Linked DNA regions of Homo sapiens: region 2 is linked to region 1. A link is an interaction called in ENCODE POLR2A ChIA-PET data of the cell type or tissue named here. Cell type or tissue: OCI-LY7. All regions are shown on one strand. Each heading gives the region's core, and the rest is flanking DNA. Links, peaks and the distances in the headings are about the cores only.

Evidence for each region. ChIA-PET counts read pairs that join two places held together with the same protein. Peaks named below come from ENCODE experiments on the same cell type or tissue, not always from the same donor. Only the 100,000 strongest peaks of a DNase experiment are listed, where the experiment ranks them.
Region 2: POLR2A ChIA-PET joins it to region 1 with 8 read pairs; 3 of 35 experiments call an interaction of 5 or more read pairs at or near these places.

The regions. Positions count from the first base shown.
Region 1 is chr6:135,261,176-135,272,909 of GRCh38, forward strand. No RefSeq gene overlaps it. Among named protein-coding and RNA genes, the nearest start is that of MIR548A2, 28 kb to the left of the region's middle. RefSeq lists silencers at 2,694-2,896, 10,056-10,350 and an enhancer at 9,635-10,529. In OCI-LY7, for the core only: CTCF peaks have their summits at 4,249 and 4,452; DNase peaks (open chromatin) are centred at 4,266, 5,706, 6,106, 9,465 and 1 weaker place; H3K4me3 peaks cover 2,418 bases; H3K27ac peaks cover 6,420 bases.
Region 2 is chr6:135,206,602-135,218,335 of GRCh38, forward strand. It overlaps MYB (MYB proto-oncogene, transcription factor), which reads left to right. Exons shown (of 16, transcript NM_001130173.2): 16 at 11,263-11,734. The coding sequence ends at 11,379. LOC105378011 (a long non-coding RNA gene) reads right to left here. Exons shown (of 3, transcript XR_001744368.2): 2 at 8,798-8,899. Among named protein-coding and RNA genes, the nearest start is that of MIR548A2, 27 kb to the right of the region's middle. In OCI-LY7, for the core only: no CTCF peak of the experiment used is centred there; no DNase peak of the experiment used is centred there.

The sequences.
Region 1 (11,734 bases), core at 1,995-9,994:
AATCCCAGCAGTTTGGGAGGCCGAGGCGGGCGGATCACGAGGTCAGGAGATCAAGACCGTCCTGGCTAACACGGTGAAACCCCGTCTCTACTAAAAAAAAAAATACAAAAAATTAGCCGGGCGTAGTTGCAGGCGCCTGTAGTCCCAGCTACTCGGGAGGCTGAGGCAGGAGAATGGCGTGAACCCGGGAGGCGGAGCTTGCAGTGAGCTGAGATCACGCCACTGCCCTCCAGCCTGGGCAGCAGAGTGAGACGCCATCTCAAAAAAAAAAAAAGTGTGTTTATCTTGATTACTGAGTTTTTTGATGCCCCTTAAATTTTGTGCCTGGGGTGCCTTGCTTGCCTCATCCTAGACCTGGCCCTGTTAAGAACCCCAGTTACAAGGGAGTCTTAGAAATACCGTTTTTAGCTTTTCATCCTCTGTGGTACTGACGGCACCATGGAAGAGGCTGGGATGAAGGTAGCACCATCTACGAGAGCCCTGTCAACTTGGCTAGGGCTGTAGAATCCAGCTGTTTGGTCAAACACCAGTCCAGATGTTGCTGTGAGGTATTTTAAATAAATATTTTATTTTGTAAGAAAAATAACAAACTTTTTTGGAAACAGTCTCTCTCTGTCACCCAGGCTTGAGTGCCATGTCCCTATCATAACTCACTGCAGCCTGGAACTCCTGGGCTCAGGCAATCCTCCTGCCTCACCCTCCCAAGTAGCTAGGACTACAGGTGTGAGTCACCACAATCACCTAGTTTCTTCATTTTTTGTAGAGACGGGGTCTCGCTATGTTGCCTAGGCTCGTCTTGAACTCCTGGCCTCAAACAATGCTCCAGCCTCGACCTCTCAAAGCGTTGGTATTACAGGTATGAGCTACCATGCTGGCTGTTATTTTTTAGATGTGACTGACATTTAAATCTCTGAGTAAAGCAGGTGACCCTCCCTAGTGTGAGTGGCCTCATCTAATCAGTTGAAACCTTCCATAGAGAAACCGAGGTTCCCCTCACTCCTAAGAGGAAGGAACTCTGCCTCCAGACTGCCTTCTGGCTCAAGACAACATCAGCTCTTGCTGGAATTTCCAGTCTGCCCTGCAAACTGCCGGTTCCCACCATTGTATGAGCCAGTTCCTGAAAGTAAATCTTTATCTCTATTTCTATTTCTGTCTCTGTCTCTATTGTCTCTATCCCTATCTCTATCTCTCCTCTTTGGTTCTGTTTCCTGGGAGAACCCTGACTAATACACTTGGAGGAGGTGACAGAGGTGAAGGGCCAGTCTGCTAGCTCTACCACGGTGGAGATGGAAGTAACAATACTGGGTAAAAATACCCTTCATATAGTAGGAGAGAAGGAAGAGGCTAAGTTGGTTCCCAGGTTCCTGTGTGGGTGACCGCGATAAGGACGACAGATGCAGTACCAGATATCTCCATGAGAAAACAGAGCACGTGCTCGTCGTCTTTGGAAGATGCCATTCCCTGATCTCCCACATGCAGCTCTGTTCCAATGCATGAGATCCACCCTGTGTATTTCACACGTTGGTTGCCTGGGACAAGTAATTTGGTTATTTGCTTGCTTATTCATTCATTAAATGCATGCTTATTAAGTGTGTCCTGTGTCAGGTACTATTGCAGGCTTGGGAGAAACAATGGTGAATGAAAGCTGAGATGGCTTCTTTCATGATGTTTTCAATCTAATTCAGAGAGATGTGACAAACAAACACAACACAAACAAAGGGAACAGTGTCAGATAGCGATGTGTGCAGCCGGAACAGTGAAACAGGGCAGTGTGATGGAGGTGCAGGGAGTAGGTGCTGCCTGACACGGCCACTCACGTTGAATATGCCAGGACCTCCATTCCAGCATCACATATGGTCTAAGTGTGGGGGAACATTGACCTGTCCTGTGTGTAATCAGCTAGAATGAAAGGAAAGAGCCCCAGCTTTATATGACAAGTTACTAAAGGAGAACCCGAGCCCAGGACAAATGTCTGTGATGAACACCTTCTTCCTCTCTTAGTCTATTCAGGCTAAAGTACCATAGGCTGGGCAACTTAGAAATACAGACTTTTTTTCCTACCCATTCTGGAAGCTGGGTGCCGGCAGATTTGTTGTTTGGTGGGGGCCTGCTTCCTGGTTCCTAGACGGTGTCTTCTAATGGTATACAAATGTGGTGGAAGGAGTGAGGGTTCTCTCTTGAGCCTCTTTTATAAGGGCACTCATCCTATTCATGGGAGCTCCACCCTTATGACCTAATCACCTCCTAAAGACCCTGCTCCCTAATATCATCACCCTGGGGGTTAGGATTTCAACATGTGAAACTGCAGGGGACATAAACATGCAGGCCATAGCCGTTCTCCATGCTGATAGGTAATGGGCAGTCACTGAATGAGTCTCTGTGAGGCAATGGAGGGGGAGCTGGGTGGCAAGGCCCAGGCCCAGGCTGAGTCTACAAAGAGCAGCATCAGGATCTGCCGGGAGACAGAAGCTCTTTGGGGTGAAGGTGATGCCTCTTCGTTGTTGTGTTTCCAGCAGCGACACAGCATTTGGCACATGGCAAGTCCTCTGTAAATACTGGTTGATGAATTAAGGAATCCCTTGGCTGAAGGTGGAGGGGACCGGCTACTGCGGGACCAGGGAGCCTTTGCATTTTGGATGATTTCTTCATACTTGGGAGAAGTATTTTCCTCCTTCCATAAGACAAGTCCCAGAGCCTTCCAGGTGGGAAGGACTGTCTGGCCAAATGACTCTGACTTTGTCTTTTTTATTTCAACACTTGCTGTTCCCTGGGGGACTACGATTCACTTTAATGCTCCCACCAAAGTGAGGCCAGCTAGTCCTTCCCGTCTGGGAGGCTTTCCTTAGGTTTGCCACCTTAGCACAGCTGAGATGGCCCGGGAATTTAGGAAGCCTTCTTTAGCTGCGAAGGGAGTGGAAAAGACGACTAAGCCAAGAGCATGCATGAGGAATAAAAGCGGTCAGGTTTCTGCTGTCTGGTATTCCTCATCTTTCTATAATTTTCTGGCTTTGGTGCTCCATGCTATGCAGAAAGAACACCAAAAGATGAGTACAGTTTTTCAGACAACCTGACTCAGCCCTAGGCCCATCTTCACAAATAGGGAACAAATCTTACTTCCCTTCCACACTGAAACGGGTATTTGCCATTAAGAAAAGATCACCGGATTCAACAAATCAAAGTATAGGGCACTCAGTTAAATTTGAATTTCATGTAAATAACACAGAATTCTTTGATATAAATATGTCCCAAATATTGCAAGTTCCAAATGTGGCACGAGGCATATGTATCTTAAAAATGATGTACTGTTTATCTGAAATTTAAATTTGACTGGGAGTCTTGTATTTTATCTGGCAACTCAAGGAAAAGATTTGAACCCTGCCACTAGCATAGGGCCTTTCCATTCAGGGCTCATCCCGGGTTCCTGCCTGAGGCCTCCACACCTCCCTCCAGAGTTTGGTGGAACTTTTATAACTGTTCCAATAAGTGGCTTCTCCCTTGACTGGAGACCCTACCCACCTCCATGCCTACACGCGCAGGGGTCCTCGCCTGTCTGGACAGAATCTCAATATCTGAATCATGCATGGAGCATACCAGCCACACAACAGGAATTACACACTTCATCACAGTTTATCTGGTAGGCGTAGAAGAGCTTCGTATTTTTCTTTGGGAACACAAAGCTCAGTTCCCCCAATGACCATGCTGAAAAATCCCAAGGACAGTAAGCTTCATGACAGATACAGTGGCTATTCAGAGGAGAACACATCAATTTCTCTTACATATCAGAGGATTAAATAGTCAGCCAACCCTAAGACATGCCCAGGAGGGCCGGGCACGGTGGCTCACGCCTGTAATCCCAGCACTTTGGGAGGCCGAGGCAGGCGGATCACGAGGTCAGGAGATCGAGACCATCCTGGCTAAAACGGTGAAACCCCGTCTCTACTAAAAATACAAAAAATTAGCCGGGCGTAGTGGCGGGCGCCTGTAGTCCCAGCTACTTGGGAGGCTGAGGCAGGAGAATGGCGTGAACCCGGGAGGCGGAGCTTGCAGTGAGCCGAGATCCGTCTCAAAAAAAAAAAAAAAAAAAAGACATGCCCAGGAGCTATTTTCAGCTCTGTTTTAACCTGTTGAGCTCCAAATAGAAACTTCTATATTTTTATCTTATGTTACGCCTCCCTTGAGGGAGTCAGTCTATAGGGTAGTGAGGTTAAAAAGAAATAACTAACAACTTTCAAGAAAACAATCTAAAATAAGCACCTGTGTGGCGATTATAAAAATATACAAATTTCCTTTGCCTCTAGTGGTCATGTTGAAGCCCACACATTTGTGATGTGCATTGAGCCACACAGTTCTTTTCCATTTGCCCTTTTAGGTGAGATCTGCTAGATTTCCTCCCTCCCCCTCACATGATCAGTGCAGGATTTCTTGCTTTCTCTTGTTGAAGCAGAGTGATAATACTGTTTAACCCTTGATTCAAATATCCTGGGTAATGGCCACATGCCCCGTAATGAAATACGTCCAAAGATTAGCTGGAAGTCCCGGGCCTGCTTCTCTTACTAACTCTGGCTGTCTCAGTAGTGTTTACAAGTGTCTCTAGTTACCTCCCTTTCTCCTTTGCTTAAGTGGGCACGAGATTTTGAATTCCTTAATAGATTTTAAGTTCAGCAAGAACAAGGACCTTGCCTTGTTCACTGTTCTATTGGTTTGCTAGGGCTACCATATAAAATATCACACACTAAGTGGCCTAAGCAACAGAAATTTATTTTCTCACAGTTCTCATAGTTCTGGGGGCTGGAAGGCCAAGATCAAGGTGTTGGCAGGTTTGGTTTGTGCTGAGGCCTCTCTCCTTGGCTTGTAGGTGGCCGCCTTCTTTCTGTGTCCTTACATGGTCTTTCCTCAGTGCACGAGCCTTTGAGTGTTCTTGTCCGTAAAATTTCCTCTTCTTAAAAGGACACCAGTCAGTTGGATTAGGGCCCATGCTAACAACCTTATTTTAACTTAATAGCCTTAAAAATTTTATTATTATTTTTATTATTTTAGAGACATGGTCTCGCTCTGTCACCCAGACTGGAGTGCAGTGGTGCAACTATGGCTCACTGCAACCTTGAACTCCTGGGCACAAGTGATCTTCCCACTCCAACCTCCTGAGTAGCTGGGACTACAGGTGTGCATCACCACATCTGGCTAATTTTTAAATTTTTTGCAGAGACAGGGTCTCACTGTGTTGCCTAGGCTGGTTTTAAACTCCTGGCCTCAAGTGATCCTCTTGCCTTGGCCTCCCTAAGTGCTGAGCCACTGCGCCCAGGCCTTAATCATGTTTCTAAAGGTCCTATCTCCAGATATGGTCACATTCTGAGGTTCTAAGGGTTAGGGCTTCAATATATGAATTTCAGAGAACATGTAATTCAGCCCATAACAGTCACCATTAGTCCAATAACTAATGTAGTGCCTGGTACATGATAGATGATACATCTTTTTGTACTCATTTGTTGAGTGAGTTCAAAAACTTTGATAATGTCATTGGTGAGGCACATTTACTTAGAGCTTCTTGTTAAGCCAGAGCATCGGGTTTTTAAGCTTCTTTCCTTCCTACACACCTTAATGGTCATCCGTTGTGTCATGGAAAGTCATCTGGTCATGTATATAACTTGTATGACACCCTCCCTTCCACAGAGGATGCTGTATAGTAAGCGTGTGTCTCACACTCGCAGGCAGAGAGCCTGTCCTATCCACGTCGTTGCCACCTGCCCTACGTGCAGCAGGCTGCGATGGTGACCCAGGCTCCCAGCTGTCATTCTCCAGCCCTCCTTTTGGCAAATGCTTGACATGCATCTCCACATTTCCTTTATTTCCTTCAAATTGGGAAGAAAAAAAAATAGAATCTGTCAAAGATCTCCTGCTACTTGTGTGGGGAGAAGGGGAGCCTCAACAACTTACCCATTGTCTAGGCGTTGCTCTACCAGTCTTTCAGGAAAAAGAAAAAAAAAAGCCCCAAAACTTTGATCCCTGGGGAGGTGAAGCGGAAGTTGATCTTCACCATTAAATTTTTTTATAGATAGCAAAGTCCATGCTTCCACCTGCATCCAAAGCACAGAGGCAGCTGGCAGAACAAAGCACCAGAGAAAAATAGCTGACCAGAATCTCTTAAATTGCCTGTGTACAGGTGCAGCTTGTTTTTCATCTTGGTGGCAGCCACTAGTGATTGACAATGTTTTACCCAGAGGACTTAACCCTTTTTTTGCCTAGATGAGCCAAAGAGACCAGTCTCATGGTTTAGAAAACAGTTCATACCCCTCTGTAGGTTCTAAGCATTCAGCCCAAAGGCATGGGAACTGTACTTCGAACTAATGCCACCTGCAACAAAAGAAGGAATGACACGATGTCAGAGAAAAAGTTTTAAAAAAATATTGCTAGGTCTCTCCAGCTTTGAAGCCAAGGCTGGGGCATGTCTTATTTTTTTAATCAATAGATAGATGGAGACAGCATGTGACGAATGTGCCTCTGGAATGGGATGCGTTACAAGTTGAACTCTCTGGGTGTTAAGTCTTAAGCTACCTGTCCCAGAAAACCAATCCCTTTATGCCCTCAGCTTTTTTTTTTTTTTTTTGGATTACCATTAAACAAATTATTTTAGATGGTAGCAAGCAGTAGAGAGGAGACAACATCGTGCGGCCTAGTTTAAAAACCTCCAAAGACAGAGAACTGGGCAGCTTCACTGGTCCTGAGCTGGTTCGGTTGTGTTTCCCCCAGGATTCCCATTGCATCTCACCTGGGTTACTTTTCATAGTTGTGTGCAAGGACATTTGCCACTGGGGAGTCCCCCACCCAAGTGGTTGCATTTGTGTGGAGACCAGACAGACAGGACTATAGGGAGAATGCTCTCTCTCTGGTGGTTTTGAGGGAGCGTTGATGGAGGAATGAATTGGGAGATTACACTGGGATGTGGGCAATCTTTATTAAAGGAAGAAGCAAAAACTGTGAGTACTGCAGGAATGGCTCTCAGGACCATCACAAGAGTTAAACATTTGGAAAGAAGCTAAGCACAAGGGAGGAATAACCTCCTAAACACTGAGCCCTCCTAGGGAGAGAAGGGAAGTTGGTAACTGGTGATTATAAGCTAGCACTTCAAGGGAAGGCCCCAGAGCTGTTGGGGTGGGGGCGGAGGTGCTCCTCAGCAGGGTCCTGAGGCAAGGCAAAGAGCTTGCTTTAAAAATATATGTATTACTTTTTTTAGAGACAGGGTCTTGCTGTGTTGCCCAGGCTAGACTGCAGTGATGCAATCAGGGCTCACTGCAGCCCTGACCTCCCGAGCTCAAGTGACCCTCCCACCTCAGCCCCCCTGAGTAGCTGGGACTACAGGCATGTACCACCATGCCCAGCTAATTTACTTTATTTGTAATTTAACTTTTGTAGGGATGGGGGTGTCTGTATATTGCCCAGGCTGGCTTCCAACTCTTGACCTCAAGCGATCCTCCTGTCTTGCTTCTCAATGTGTTGGGATTACAGGTGTGAGCCACAGTGCCCAACCAAGAGCTTGTTAATGAAGTGTTAGTAGTGTGGATCCCATGGCTTCTCATTCTGGTAGCTGCATTGTAAATCACCTTCTCTCAGCACAAGGAACACTACAGATGACCATTCTTGATGATGAACATGCCCGAAACATACCGTAACACAAGCACAGAGCATGAGCTCAATAACTCACAGCCATGGAGCAGTGTTTTGGCTTCTGAATGGAAAAAATGACATGTACACAACTCTGATACTTCCTTAAAGAGGCTTAGTAAAATCATCACACTTGCCCAGCCAGGGAGCTCCCCATTCTATGTCTTTGGCTTTGACATGGCCTTTGAAATGAGTCCATGCGAGGTTGAAGGCATCTGTCTAGATGTTCAGGTCTCCATACTCACACCTGTTAACCTGGCAGTAAAATAATCAAAGGAACTCTGTGGCCTGGAAAGCAATCCATCTCATTGATAAATCAAACCTTTTGTATGAATCTTGATAAAACTGTGTGGCCAAAAGTGATTGAATTTAAAAATTTTGAATTTTCATGAATTGTTTTGATCTTAGACATAGATCACACCTGTTAGTGATTGTGCATGAAATAAACTACCAGGATTATGTGGGAATCATAGCCTTGGCACCATGGTGGTAATCAAAATGAGGCAGACGCTTGGATGCAGGTCAACTTCATCAGAACAATAGGTGCTGTCAACCAGACAGAGATACTGTAAGGAGTAGCCTCAGACATGCTACAAGCCGAGGTCAGGAGACGCACCTCCTCCCCGTCGGAGTCTAGGGTAGGCATATCTACACCAAGCCTCTGCTTCCATCCAATTCACAGAAGCTGCATGAATGGTAAGAAGATCTCTTTAAGTTCTGCTTCAATATTTATCCCTTTCACTTGTACTGCTGTCACCACTACAAGCTGGAAGCAGAGAACTCCCAGGCCCAGAGAGGCCCATGGGGACACTGAGAGCTGCTGATTTTCTTTTCCCTTTGGCCATTTTATGAGGGAGACACCACGCACATTCTAACAGATTCATGCACAAGGGGTTATAGTATGCTCTATATTCTTGGCCTTGAAAATTTTTTTTTTAAGTTTGTAAAGGTAATTATGATTGTTTACAGTACTGAGGGCAAAGCCCCACCCTGGGCTCCAGGCCAGGGGCTCTGGGAGTTGAGTGTAGTGGGGTGAGCCAAGTCCAAGACAAAAGCACAATTATGCTCACCTAAAAACCCACACTGGTGGTAGGGGGATGAAGGAAACACCTACACAAATGGGAGGTGTGTGGAGGGAGGGGCTTCCTTTGAAGTTTTGCATAAATCGTATTAATTTTTTTCCTATAGAGCTGGGAATGAAGATTCTTGGTTTTCATCCTGTATCTCTTATTGAGTATTGAGCTGTGCCATAAGGAAATGGGCTTCCTTCTTACTTGATTTGCCAATGTTTAAAACTGAACTTTAAAGAAAAGAATTTTGGAAGAATTAAGAGGAAAACAGGACACCTTGTACAAGGTTTCATAAAGCTTTCTTAATTTTTTTGGCCAAAAGAAACAAGTCAGCCCCGGTGCAGTGGCTAACACCTGTAATCCAAGTACTTTGGGAGTCCGAGGCAGGCGGATCACCTGAGGTCAGGAGTTTGAGACCAGCCTGACCAACATAGTGAAACCCCATCTCTACTAAAAATACAAACCAAAAACAAAAACAAGAACAATTAGCTGGGCGTGGTGGTGCGCACCTGTAATCCCAGCTACTCAGGAGGCTGAGGCAGGAGAATTGCCCGAACCCAGGAGGCGGAGGTTGCAGTGAGTGGAGATCGCATCACTGTACTGCAGCCTGGGCAACAGAGCGAGACTGACTCAAAAAAAAAAAAGTACTCAAGTCAGACACCAAAAGACTCTCTTTTTTAAGCCCATCTCCCTTCTTTCTGATCCAGGTCCGTTTTCTACTTATGAAAGTTTAAACACCACAGGGTGAAAAATTGTTGCTACAGTCTATTGGGTTCGCTGGGTCAGGAAATAATTAGCAAATACTCAACTACTTGCATACGTTACCTTCCTGTTAACTCTGCTGTACTTTTTCTGCCTGCCGGGATTAAGGCCAGATGATTATTTGTCCTAATGTTATGAATCATTGACAAGAAAAGCTTGTAATGGCAGTGTTGACATGCCTTTACATCCATTGGCACCACAAGGTAACCAGGAGCAATCAGTGACAGGGAAAACTGGAACATATTGTGGAGGAAGCGGGGGCGGGGCCCCCTCCCTGGCCTCAGAATGGCTGGAGCAGGAATTCCTCACTACCTGCTTCAGTTCCCAAAAGGCAGGCTCTAGAGATTTGGTACCACAGTTCAGAAGAACAACCACAGGGAGAAGAATTTTCCCCTTTAGTCCAGGAGGAATATGATTTTTAGGAAACAGACGCAGAAACCTGACCTTGGCTCACAGCCGCCTTGGTGAAGCCAAGGGCTAAGTTTCGGGGCACTGGCCTGCCCTTCATTGCTGCACACACCCAGATACACACACCTGAGAGAGCTTGAGCAATCGGCTCTGTACGCCCAGCTCTGCACTGCCTGGCAGCAAAGAGGAAAGGGGAATTACAGGCAGGCTTGACTTGAAACACTGCTCTGGCCCCACCTGAATTCCAGGTGCCCCAGGGAGTCCCTTCAACCACCTGGAATTGAGGCTGTTTCAAGGTACAGATGCAGTGTGTGTTTGTCTTGCTTTTGTTTGCACCTTCTACCAGCTGGAAGCCAGAAGGTGTGGGGCTCTGCAAACAATTTTGATGTAAATAAAGAGAATGTAAGAATTAAAAAGACACCTTGCAGCTGAGCCCAGGGCAGAGGGGCGGGGGTACAGGCTAAGAGAGGAGGGAGGTGGAAAGCGGGGAGGAGTGGAAATAGATTTCCTCTAGGAAATAGAAATAGACACAGGGCCAATGTGGGATGATGTGATCCTACTGCATATTTTCCATATGTTAATATCCCTCCATACGATTCCTCCTCAGATCGGTTATTGATAGATAGAAAATAAGCCTGTGGGCCTAGATCTGCCTCTGCTCTTTATTTATTGAATGTGCCTACTATGTGCCAGCACTAAGGTAAGCACTGGGAATAGATGTGAAAACACATTATCATGTGACAGACAGCAAATTAACACCTACGATGAGGCTGTTTATGGTGCAACAAGGGCTGCGAGTGACAAAGGGCCATCTCCGTCTCCTTAGGACAGTGAGAGAACATGCCAAGAAGGAAGATCTTCCACAAGGACCTCTCCTTTCATCCCAAAGCAACCCTAATAGTCATAATTCTTACAAGGGTGTGGAACGCATTGGGGATGGTCTTCTATTCACCATTCTTTTTGGACTAGGATAACTTCTCTGTATCACATAAATTTCGAAGAAAAAAAAAAGTTTACTTAAACGTTAAAGGTTTTTTTGTTTTTGTTTTTTTCTTTGTTACCCAGGCTGGAGTACAGTAGCACAATCACAGGTCACGGCAGCCTCGACCTTCTAGGCTCCAAGCGATCCTCCCATTTCAGCCTCCCAAGTAGCTGGGACCACAGGCACATGCCACTATGCCTGGCTAATTTTTTTGTATTTTTTTGTAGAGACAGGGTTTCAACCATGTTGCCCAGGCTGGTCTCAAACTCCTGGGCTTAAGCGATCACCCCGCTTTGGCCTCCCAAACTGTTAGGATTACAGGTGTGAGCCACTGTGCCTGGCCTAAATGTTAAAGGTTGATGTAAATATATAAATATTTCCAGAGCAATATGCAACCATGAGATCATTTTGATCAACCTATTTTGTTGAAGATTGTTTTGTAAAAGGTATTAGAAATTTGGAAAATACTAAATGTTTAGCTTGCTTCACTGTTTTTCTTTTTCTTTCTTTCTTTTTTTTTTTAGAGACAGGGTCTCACTGTTACCCAGGCTGGGGTGCAGTGGTGCGATCATGGTTCACTTCAGCCTTATTCTCCTGGGCTCAAGCAATCCTCCCACCTCAGCCTCCCAAGAATCTGGAACTACAGGTGTCTGCCACCACACCTGGCTATTTTATTTCTTATTTTTTGTGGAGACGAGGTCTCACTATGTTGTGTAGCCTGGTCTGGATCTTACTCATTTTTTAATAATAAAAAGTTACTTTTTGTCAACTGTGAGTGGAAGAAGCATTTAAAAGAAGCTAGTTCATTTTAAAAGAAATACAGTGTATAGTTTGGCACACTCAAGGGCAGTAA
Region 2 (11,734 bases), core at 1,522-9,521, 55 kb before region 1:
AGGAGAATTGCTTGAACCCAGGAGGTGAAAGTTGCAGTGAGCCCAGATCGTGCCATTGAACTCCAGCCTAGGCAATAGAGTGAGACTCTATCTCAAACAAACAAACAAAAATTTAATCTGCTATAATAGATACTAATTTATTTTAAGAAATACTTAGTGAATGTTGTTCTACATACTTGCCAATTGGGAGGAAAAAAGAAATATTCACTAAATGAATGAATGTTATACACCAAGTATCTCCTTCATTTTATGTCATGGAGTTCTAGCTTCTGATATCACAGAAATATGTGATTTCTAAAATGTTTCAGACTATTGTGATAAGTATTGGAAAATGCATCAAGTGACTCTAAATATTTAAACATACATCACCTATATTTCATATAATCCTGATTCAATAATATTTCTATAGATTTTTTATGCAATTTGGTAATTTTGTTTGTTTGAAACACAGTGCTATTTCATATATTTCTATTGATAATCCAATTTGACCTAATTAGGCATATTTCTCACACATGGTATTATTGAACATATTGCACATTTATTAAATGATATGTATTTTACTTAAGAGTACTTTATATAATCTATAATTTTTGTAATTTGTACTTATAATAAATCAAATATTAAGTGGGATTTTAGCCAAACCATCTAGACATTTTTGTCATAATGTTTTTATTAAAACAGCAAAATAGGAGTTTCAAAATATTTTAAAATTTGAATACTTCTAAAATGTAAAATGTTTGCAACTGGTGTAATGCAGTTGATTGTCTATCCCTCTAAACTGTCTAAATAACTTAGGTTCAAGAACAGTTTATTGAAGAACATAGGAACTGCGCAATTCTGTGTTTTATCATTTCAGTTTTAATCACCCCGGCTTGATTATGGCAACAACATTTTAGACAAGCAATTATTACTATTTTTGAGGCCCATATACTGGGCCATTATGGTTTTGCTTCTAACGTACATATAAATGCACATGCAATATATATAAATTATGTTTGCTGTTTTAAAATTAGAAATGCCGAGAAGCTATGTGTTTGACATTTTATTATAAATTTTGTACACACATAGATGTATGGAAAATATACTATGTTCTAGAGTCAACAATTGTTATCATTTTGCCATATTTACCTCATCTCTTTTTTTTTTTTTTTGAGATGAAATCTCATTCTGTTGCCCAGGCTGGGGTGCAGTGACGCAATCTCAGCTCACTGTAACCTCTGCCTCCCAGGTTCAAGCAATTCTCCTGCCTCAGTCCCCTGAGTAGCTGGGACTACAGATATCTGCCTGGCTAATTTTTGTATTTTTAGTAGAGATAGGGTTTCTCCATGTTGGCTAGGCTGGTCTCGAACTGCTGACCTCAAGTGATCCACCTGCCTCGGCCTCCCAAAGTGCTGGGATTATAGATGTGAGCCACCACGCCTGGGCTACCTCATCTCTTTTTTATGAAGTTTTTATTTTTATTTTTTAATTTTTTTTTTAATTTTTTTTTTTTTTTGAGACAGCGTCTTGTTCTGTCACCCAGGCTGGAGTGCAGTGGCATGATCTCGGCTCACTGCAACCTCCACCTCTTGGGTTCAAGTGATTCTTCTGCCTTAGCCTCTCGAGTAGCTGGGACTACAGGCGCTTGTCACCATGCTAGCTAATTTTTGGTATTTTTAGTAGGGACGGGGTTTCACCGTGTTAGCCAGGATGGTCTCAATCTCCTGACCTCATGATCGGCCCGCCTTGGCCTACCAAAGTGCTGGGATTACAGACATGAGCCACTGCACCCGGCCAGTTTTTTATTTTTTATTTTTTTGAGACAAGGCCTTGCTCTGTCACCCAGGCTGGAGTGCAGTGGCAAGATCATGGCTCACTGCAGCCTACCTCCTGGACTCAAGCAATCCTCCTCCCTCAGCCTCCTGAGTAGCTGGGACTATAGGCACATGCCACCATGCCCAGCTAGTTTTTTTTTTTTTTTTTAGAGATGGGGTCTCCCTGTGTTGCCCAGCCTGGCCTCAAACTCCTGGGCTCAAGCAATCCTTCTGCCTTGACCTCCCAAAGTGCTGGGATTACAGGCAGGAGCCACCCTGCCCAGCCTGAAGTATTTTAAAGTAAATTCCAACTAATATAACATTTTATTCTCATGTACTTCCAGATGTGTCTCTAAAAATAGACATTTTTATATATAACCTAATACCATCATTACATATTTAACAATAATTCTTTAATCTTCTCATTCTCAGGTATATTTAAATTTTCCCATTAATCCAAAAAAGAATCAAAATTGAAACAATTTCACACATTGCATTTGGTTAAGCCTCTTAAATCTCTTTTACTCTCTAGTCCAGTGCTGTCTAATAGAACTTCTACAGTGATGTGAAGGAAATATCTAATATGCTGCTATCCACTATGATAGCCAGTGGCTTTTGAGCACTTGAAATATGGCAAGTGCTGCTGAGGAGCAGAATTTTCAATTTGAATTAATTTAAGTTGCTTTAATTTAATAGCCACATTTCCTTACTCTCTTACTGGAATCAGCCATTTCCCCATGGTGCTCTGAATCCTCTTAGTGAGAAATGGTACATAGACACCAAAATCAGGGTGCTAAGTCTGTCCATTGTTATGTGGTTTGTCATTGAGATACAAATAATTTTTTTTGTTTTGTTTTGAGACAGAGTCTCACTCTGTCACCCAGGCTGCAGTGCAGTGGTACAATCTTGGCTTACTGCAACCTCCACCTCCTTGGTCCAAGCTATTCTCCTGCCTCAGTTTCCCAAGTAGTTGGGATTACAGGCACCCACCACCACACTCAGCTAATTTTCGTATTTTTAGTAGAGACATGGTTTCACCATGTTGGCCAGGCCAGGCTCAAACTCCCAACCTCAGGTGATCTGCCTGTCTCAGCCTCCCAAAGTGCTAGGATTACAGGCGTGAGCTGCCACACCTAGCCAAGACTCAGTGAATTTTAATAATCCAGAGCTCTCCATGTATCCCCTAATCTATAATCTACAGTGCTTAAATAGAGGCTTTTATAAGCCATTATGTACACTCATGTTATGTTTGTTTTTTTAATTACTTAGTCTTTTTCCAAAAGGAATTTGCAACAGCTACATAATCTTATAATTGTTATGTTTCTTTTATATTTTCACAGTTGTTTTAATTTTAAATTGTAAAAGCAAACAGGATATTCTTATAATAAAAATGTTCTGAGATGTTTTTCATATTTGTGTCTTTCATGTGGCTCAGAATATATGAGATTTTCATGTCATATCATTGTCAGTATTCAGCCTTTTCTCCACATTGTGTGGGGTAGAGGATAGAGTCTAGAAGCTTATAAAATGGTCACAAATGAGGAAGTAGAGAAAACATTCAGCCTAGAAAGCGTGCATTTGTGGTATGAAAGGCACTGTGGAATGCTGCTGGATTCTGCCCTTCAGTAGTTACCCGAGAGAGACCGAGGCAGACGCATAGCTCCCTCCTCAGCAAGGAGAAAAGAGTTGCCTGCTTTCCTCAGCGTGCTTTCCATTTCCTTTGTTTTGAAAAAAGCACATTATGCTAATCAACTTTCCTTAAGGTAGACATTTTTATTGGTAGATCAAAAACCGTGCTTTAAGTTATAAGCCTTCTGAACTTCTGTATTTTTCTCTTAAATTATAATTTCCTTTTATTCCTATTTAAAACCCAAGTGTAAAAGATGTGTTCATAGGCTTTCTACTCACTCACTTGCCTCTTTTTCGTAACCACAGAATGACAGCCTTAAATTTTAATTTCCTGACTTGGCTTGCCCATGGCCTGACTTTTTTAAAACAAGGAGTTTAAGTTAAAGAAATTTCTCCAGCCATTATTATTTAAACACATTTACACAGTATCAAAGAATTTAAAAATGTTGCTAGCAGTTGATACTCCCCTCAGCTTTCGGTTCAGCGTGTTTTAGATTGCTCCTATTTTGTTATTTGTCTATGAACTTTTATATTTTTCAAAAAAATAAGGCAAGCCCTTTTTGCCTGATAGGCACTGCTGAGCAGTATAATAAACAAGCATGGGGGCAACAGAACCTGGGTTCCAGGCTAGACTCCACTGTTTTCAAACGGCATGACTTTAATTCATCAAGTGAACACAATTAAGCAAAGTATAAGTTTGGGACCATGGAATATCCTTCACTCATCACACAGGTTACTGTGAAGATCAAATGGATATAATATTGCTTTCAAGATGGCGGCACACTTGCCACTATACACAGGTGATATTATTAGGCAGAGTCGCCACATAGTCCCTGTCCTTGAAATGCAGGCAAGGAGCCCTCACCAAAGGCCAGGGTGGTTTTTTGTTTTTCGGGTTTTTGTTTGTTTTTTTCATTGTGGTATATTATTTCCTCTGGCATGCTATTCCCTGTCCCACTCTTACAGAACTGTGTCAGTGGGTCACCAAAAGAGAGAGCTGATTCAACTGATTCCTTGAAATAAAGGTAGTCAGACCTCGCGGTATGATGGAGATGAAGCAACTGATTTACTGGTTTTCTCTATTTTTCTGCTGTTCGTGTTGTCATTTAAACAGACATGGAAACCGTCTGCACACGACAGAGATCTTTCCGAGCCTTTTTCATCTAGTGTGCTGTGCTGACCCGCTCCCCTGGATGCCTGCACACTCATTTGGTTCTCCCTTTTGGTCACTTTTTTCCACTTACCCTGGCAGAAATTCACGTGGCTGTCAGTAGTAATTCAGTGACCTGCTTTCAAAAAATGTTATAAATTAAGCAGCTTTTCTGTGTATAGCTTTTGGGTTGAACTGAGAAGGGCTAAGTGAAGGGAGAAGCTATGTTGAGCTCAGAGTCAGAATGCCCTGCCCCAGACATTTTGAGATGTGAATTTTTCATTTGTTTTGTTTGGTGACACTTAGAGAGAATAAACATTCTGAGATAAAAATCTTCCTTGGGCAGGCCAGCAAAGATAGAATTGCTTTAGAGCAATTTGGCACTTGGTCTTAATCTTAATAGTTTGGAACTCATATGTGACTAAGGAAAAGGATATTGCAAAAAGTTGTGCCACCCTAGGCTATATGATATAAACTTAGAAAGTCTATCAACGTGAAAGGTGAAGAGACCTCTAGAGACATCGGGGACAAACTCCAAATTTGGGAAAGGTCCATCCACATTTGCAATTGTTAGTTAGGCTTGGGAAGTGGAGTCATTGGTGGATGAGGCAACTTCCAATCACCATCTCGATTTTTATTTCCCTAACTTTTAAGATTATTTTCTATAGAAAATCAGTAGTGCTGAAGTTGGAGTCATTTAATTGATTTGTGCCAACCTAGGGAAGCATTTACTCTCGAGAAAAGTTTGGTAACCATTAATCTTACCTTAGCAACATTTCAGTTTAAGCTTATCTCTGACTTTCCAAAGACAACTAAAGATTTCTACAGTCTCTCTTATAACTGATCCATTTTTTCAAAAGATGTCCCTTTGGGAAGGAATTCTCATTTTTAGAATTTTAGTCCAGAGGAAGTATTTTTTTTTCAGATAGGTGAAATAGAATAAGCAGAAAATTCTTATTTTTTACTGTTTTATATACCATTGATGCCTGCTTATTTTAAAACAAAACACAATAAAAACATGATACCATCTGATGAGTTGCTTTGGTTTTACTTTTTTTTTTTTTTTTTTTTTTTTTTTTTTTTTAGTTTATACAAGTTTCTTATTAGGTCAGCAAATTGTAAAACACATAATTTGCCAAGGCTTTTGAAGCCAGCAGATACTGGGTGAAGTTGCTGTATGAATATAATAATAAGAACCGTTTTTGTTCAGCTTGATGAAAAAACTATTCATGTTCTAAATGAAAATGTGAAGATCATCTAATTCTGACAGAAAACCACCTGTGGACATGGTCTTGTTTCTTTTTATTTCTTCTGTTTTCTACAAAAGATGGCAATATTTATTTAAAGTGCTTTAACAGGATATCCCAGTTAAAGCTTTGACAGACTGTTTATAGTTCACTTCTGCCCAGGGGCAATTAAAGGCACATTACAGGATAAGCGAGATGACTCCCCGGCCACAGGAGGAGGATGTGTGGGTAGGATTATTAATGTTGAAATGAATTATGATAGAGTGACATGTCTGCAAGAGCACCATGGGTTAGTAACTTAACAAGAATTCATATGCAGAAACCCATAATTCTCAGCAGTTCTTTAGGGTAAATGAAACTAAAGTTTAGGGAGAGAGAACAAGGAGAATTTGCAAAGATATGTATGACAGTATTTAAAAATGTTCTTCCAGCACAAAGACATTAATCTTCCTTTGTCAAAATAATTCTTTCTGCATGAAAAGTTGGCATGGGGCTCCCAGGCTTCAGGTAAGATGGGAGAAAGGGAGCGTTTCTTTTTTTTTGTACCAAAGTACTCAATCTTCTGATCTTCCTTGACTTTCACGACATAGGCATATGTCTACTCTGACCAGTTTGTTTCATTTATTGTGGTAAGATGTGCTTGTCTTGTGCTTTCCTGGTGCAGAAAAGGAGCTGCCTCGCTCATGCTTGGTGGCCTTTTTGTTCCTACACACAGTGGTTCTCGTACATGGTGGCTACCACATCCTGGTGTTTGTCTATACTGGGAGAATCAGGCGTTCCAAGTCATCTTGGCTGCCCTAGCTCTGAGCTTCAGGGGATATATGACTCAGAAATGCTATGCTTTCTGGAATTTGGATATTTCATTTTTATTTGTTTCTTGGTAAATTCTCTTTTGACTTAGGAGAAGCTAACTATTTGGAAAGGTCTCTCAGAACTCTAATTACAAATATATGGTACCTTCTTTATATTGATCTCATTTTTAAATACCTAGTCCTGGAGGAAGAGCTAAATATGAATACAGTGATGAGCTGTGTAGGGGATCTCACAGGAACACAGTCAGATTTCAAGTTGAAAATAGATTCAGTTGATAATACTTAGTACTAGATTCTCCTGAATCGACTTTGGGAATTCTGAGTCAACCTAAGGACTATATTACAAAGGATCAGACCTTGACTTTTAGGCCAGGTGTAGTGGCTCATGCCTGTAATCCCAGCACTTTAGGAAGCCAAGGCAAGTGGATCACTTCAGTCCAGGAGGTTGAGACTAGCCTGTGCAACACAGCGAGACCCTGTCTCTACCAAAAATACAAAAATTAGCCAGGTGTAGTGTAGCACCTGCCTGTAGTCTGAGCTACTGAGGAGGCTGAGGTTGGAGAATCAACTTTAACCCCGGATATGGAGGCTGCAGTGAGCTGTGATCATGCCAGCCTGGGCAAGGAGCAAGACCCTCTCTCAAAAACGAAAACAAAAAAGACACAGAACTTGACTTTTAACAGGAGGCATAGTAATAGCAAGCATAAGATTGTTTTAACATAGCATTTAAGATAATTTACGCATTTAGAAAATTAATTCTGGCTGGTTGTAGTAGCTTATCCTTAATCCTAACCCTATGAGAGGCCAAGGCAGGAAGATCACCTGAGGCCAGGAGTTTGAGACCAGCCTAGGCAACATAGCGAGACCCCCGCTCTCTACAAAAAATTTTTTTTAAAAAACATAGCTGGGCATGGTGACACACTCCTGTAGTCCCAGCTACTCAGGAGGCTGAGGCGGGAGGCTTGCTTGAGGCCAGGAGTTTGAGGGAGCTGTGATCACGCCCCTGCACTCCAGCCTGGGCAACAGAATGAGGCCCTATATCTAAAAAAAAGAAAAATGGACAAGAAAATTCTATATTGATTGAAGCCCAGCTAAATAGAAAAAAAAAAATTCTAATAGGCCATTTTAAAGACTTTGGAAAAATTCTTAGCTAGAGTAAAACAGAAGCAATCCTTTCTTTCCTGGTTCTCACATCTCCATTCTCACCTTCATTCCCCTTCCCCTCCATTTGTTTCAAGTATTTTTCTTTTCTATGTGTGTCTTTATGTAAATTTAAATTTACCTACAAGATATTATGATATTAAGATATTTCATTCTGCTTCCTGTTTTGTCACTTGTTCTTTAAGATCCAAGTCCTTGGCTCCATGTGCATCTAATCCTTGCCATAAGCCCTGCATCGTACTTCATATTCACCATATTGAACTATTCACCCTCAAGTAGTCACTATTAAATGTCACACTGTTGTAGCGACTACAAATGCAAGCTCAGTAACTGAAAAGATAACATTAAATTTTGTTTTTTAATTGGTTTCCTGTGTCAATTTCATGTTTCGGGAATTTGTATGGACAGATAGACACCAGAGAGATATGCGTATTTCACCTGCATGCTTGAGGCTAGAGAAACATGATTTATTCAGAACTATTTCAAATACTGTAACTAACCTGGTAATTTTGTTTAGGAAAACATTAAATTCGGAATAGAAGGCAATTCAGAATACCTGTCTGTTATCTTTGTCTTGTCATTTTTGAGATACTCAGTTCCTGGAAAATATTATGATAATCCATCTTGCTATGTAGTATTTCAAGTTATATGTTGAGCCTCTGAGCTTGCAGAGTGAACATTTCTATTCATAGACAGTGCTGTTGACATCAGTGGGGAGATGGCACAAGCTTTGTGCCCTAGGAAAGTTTAAAAGCTAGAACATTACACTGCAAACCCTATGTCAGGAAACTTTGTTGCAGCAACTAGGCAAGGAAACCCTACCACTGTACCCATACCTTGTTTTAGTAGAATTATGTTTCTTTGCTAAGAAGTCTGGTGACTCTCACACCCCATCTCAGCACTTTCCTGGATTCCAAGGCCCTGGTGCCCTGAGCACACAACTTCCCAGGTTCCTTTTATTGTTTCTGATAAGAACTCGAATTAGAGGCAGCGTCTGGTACTCACCAGGGGTGTGGTCCCATGGGTGACATTCTTGCTCCATCATTTCTTACCCAGGTAACCTTGAGTATGGCGCCTAAATCCTCTCTTCCTTTCAAATTGCCTGGTCTGTAAAATGGATGCAGTGAATGGTAGCTATGCCACAGGTGTTTTGTGTGAGAATTAAATGAGAGGAGTTATATCAATAACACTTAGAGGCATGCGGTGCCTATAGTGAGGGCTTGTTTTATGTTGTCGTTTAACCCTTTCTTTCTCAGCCCTCCCCCACTCCACATCCCCTCCCACTGGCAATGTACAAATTGCAGCTTCCTGCCTCTTTCCTGCTATCTCGCTCCCTGGATGACATCCCTGCGTTTCCACCTCTCTCTCCCCTAATCTTAGCTGTTTTCACCCTTTCCCCACAGCATTGCCTTGACAGTTCCTCAGTGTCCCATCCCCTCTTCCCATGGACAACACCACAAACCTGCGCACACGGCCTGTTATTATTCCTCCTGTTTCACCTGTGTCCATTCTGTCTCATAAAGGACACTGTAGGCTCTGAACAGCTAAGGCCTTTCTTATTCTTTTGTCCCATGGAAAATAATCCCTCCAGATAGCAATACCAGGAATAGTGCCTTTTCTAACCCACTGGTTTCCTTTTGAGCTTACAGCCACCAAATCTTATATCTGTTTGTTTCTGTTCCCCTCTCTGCATTGACTGCTAGAGAGATCAGAGTCAAGCAGGAGGTTACATCTAGCTGGGGCACTGTGCTTTATGCTGGTGTTTCGTGTGCAAATCTCATACCATCTTCATGTTACAGTTGTTCCTTAGTGTCCATGGGGGATTTGTTTCAGAACCCGCAAGGACACCAAAGTCCAGGGATGCTCAAGTCCCTGATATAAAATAGCATTGTGTTTGCATATAATCTACACACATCTTACCATATAATTTTTTTTATTATTTGTATACATTCGTGGGGTACAAGTGTAATTTTGTTACATGGATGTATTGCATAGTGGTCAAAGTCGAGGCTGTGAGTGTATTTATCGTTGGAATAATGTACATTGTACCCGTTCATTCCTGTATACTTTAAGTCATCTCTAGATTACTTATAATAGCTAATACAATGTAAATGCTATGGAAATAGTTGTTATATTGTTAGGGGATAATGACAAGGAAAACACCTATACATGTTCAATACACAGCAATTATTTTTTTCTGAATATTTTTGATCTGCCATTGATTGAATCTATGGATGTGGAACCCACAGATATGGGACCCACAGATGCAGAGGGCCAACTGTGTTTATTTTTTCCAAATTTGTTTCCCTGTTATGACTCTTCTTTATACACATTTTTAAACTCTGTTGTCTTGTATTTCTTTTCTAATCATCTTACGTCCTTTTGGAAACCAAGTGGGGCATAAATAGTACATGTTTGCATTTGAGGCAACACAGAGGCATCGCAGGAGCTGGAGACAGCAAAGTTCAAAGCCAGTCCACCACTTACCTACAGAGTGGCCTTGGGCAAGTTACCTCCATTTTCTGTCTCCATTCTCGAGCCTGTCTAGAGAGAGAATGAACCTGCCTCCCGAGGTGATGGTGCTGTTTTAATGAAATAATGCATGTGAAATGTGAAGTGCCACTGTCCCTGGCATGGAGATGCTGTCCTTAGATATTAGGTCCATCTTGTATCTTCTAGTGTATCTTTAAAAATTAAACTATACTGGCTTCATGCCTGTAATCTCAGCACTTTGGGAGGCCAAGACCGGCAGATCACTTGAGTCCAGGAGTTCAAGACCAACCTGGGCAACATGGTGAAACCCTGTCTCTACAGAAAATACAAAAATTAGTGGGGCTTGGTGGCACGTGCCTGTAGTCCCAGCTGCTTGGGTAGCTGAGGTAGGAGGATCACTTGAGCCCAGGAGGCTGAGGCTACAGTGAGCTGTGATTGCACCAATACCGATCAGCCTGGTATGACAGAGCATGACTCTGTCTCAAAAAAAAAAGGAAAAAAATTAAACTATACTGATAAATATTTCTAAAGTAATTGATGAAAACATATATATGACACTTAGCAGGTGTTGATCAATTCCAGTGCGTGCATGAGCTGCTTTGCACTGTGGCTACAGCACTCAGCAGTTTGCTTAGTGAGTAGATGGCCATAGCTCACTTTAGGTATCTGGAGAATAATGCTCATTCCTGTCTCCAGCTTTGTAAAATTGCCTAATAGACGGAAGGCATTAAAATATGAAGATGGGATTATATCTTATGAAGCTGCTTGGAATGGGTTTTCCCTCTTAACAAATAATTTCTGATCATCCATATCCCTTAAGAACACCGGATTTCTGGGGGCCAGGGAGGTAAGATTCTATCTGACAAAGCCTTCCTGGTGTCAACCACTTGCCATCTGTTGGTCAGTGCTGGCCCTGCTGGGTCTATAGAATGAGCTTCTTTGTCTGACGCTCCTGTTGCCATCCCTTTCTCCATCAGCCTTGTAGCAGTACCTGGGAACCTGCATCCTGTGGAAAGATGGAGGAGCAGATGACATCTTCCAGTCAAGCTCGTAAATACGTGAATGCATTCTCAGCCCGGACGCTGGTCATGTGAGACATTTCCAGAAAAGCATTATGGTTTTCAGAACACTTCAAGTTGACTTGGGATATATCATTCCTCAACATGAAACTTTTCATGAATGGGAGAAGAACCTATTTTTGTTGTGGTACAACAGTTGAGAGCAGCACCAAGTGCATTTAGTTGAATGAAGTCTTCTTGGATTTCACCCAACTAAAAGGATTTTTAAAAATAAATAACAGTCTTACCTAAATTATTAGGTAATGAATTGTAGCCAGTTGTTAATATCTTAATGCAGATTTTTTTAAAAAAAACATAAAATGATTTATCTGTATTTTAAAGGATCCAACAGATCAGTATTTTTTCCTGTGATGGGTTTTTTGAAATTTGA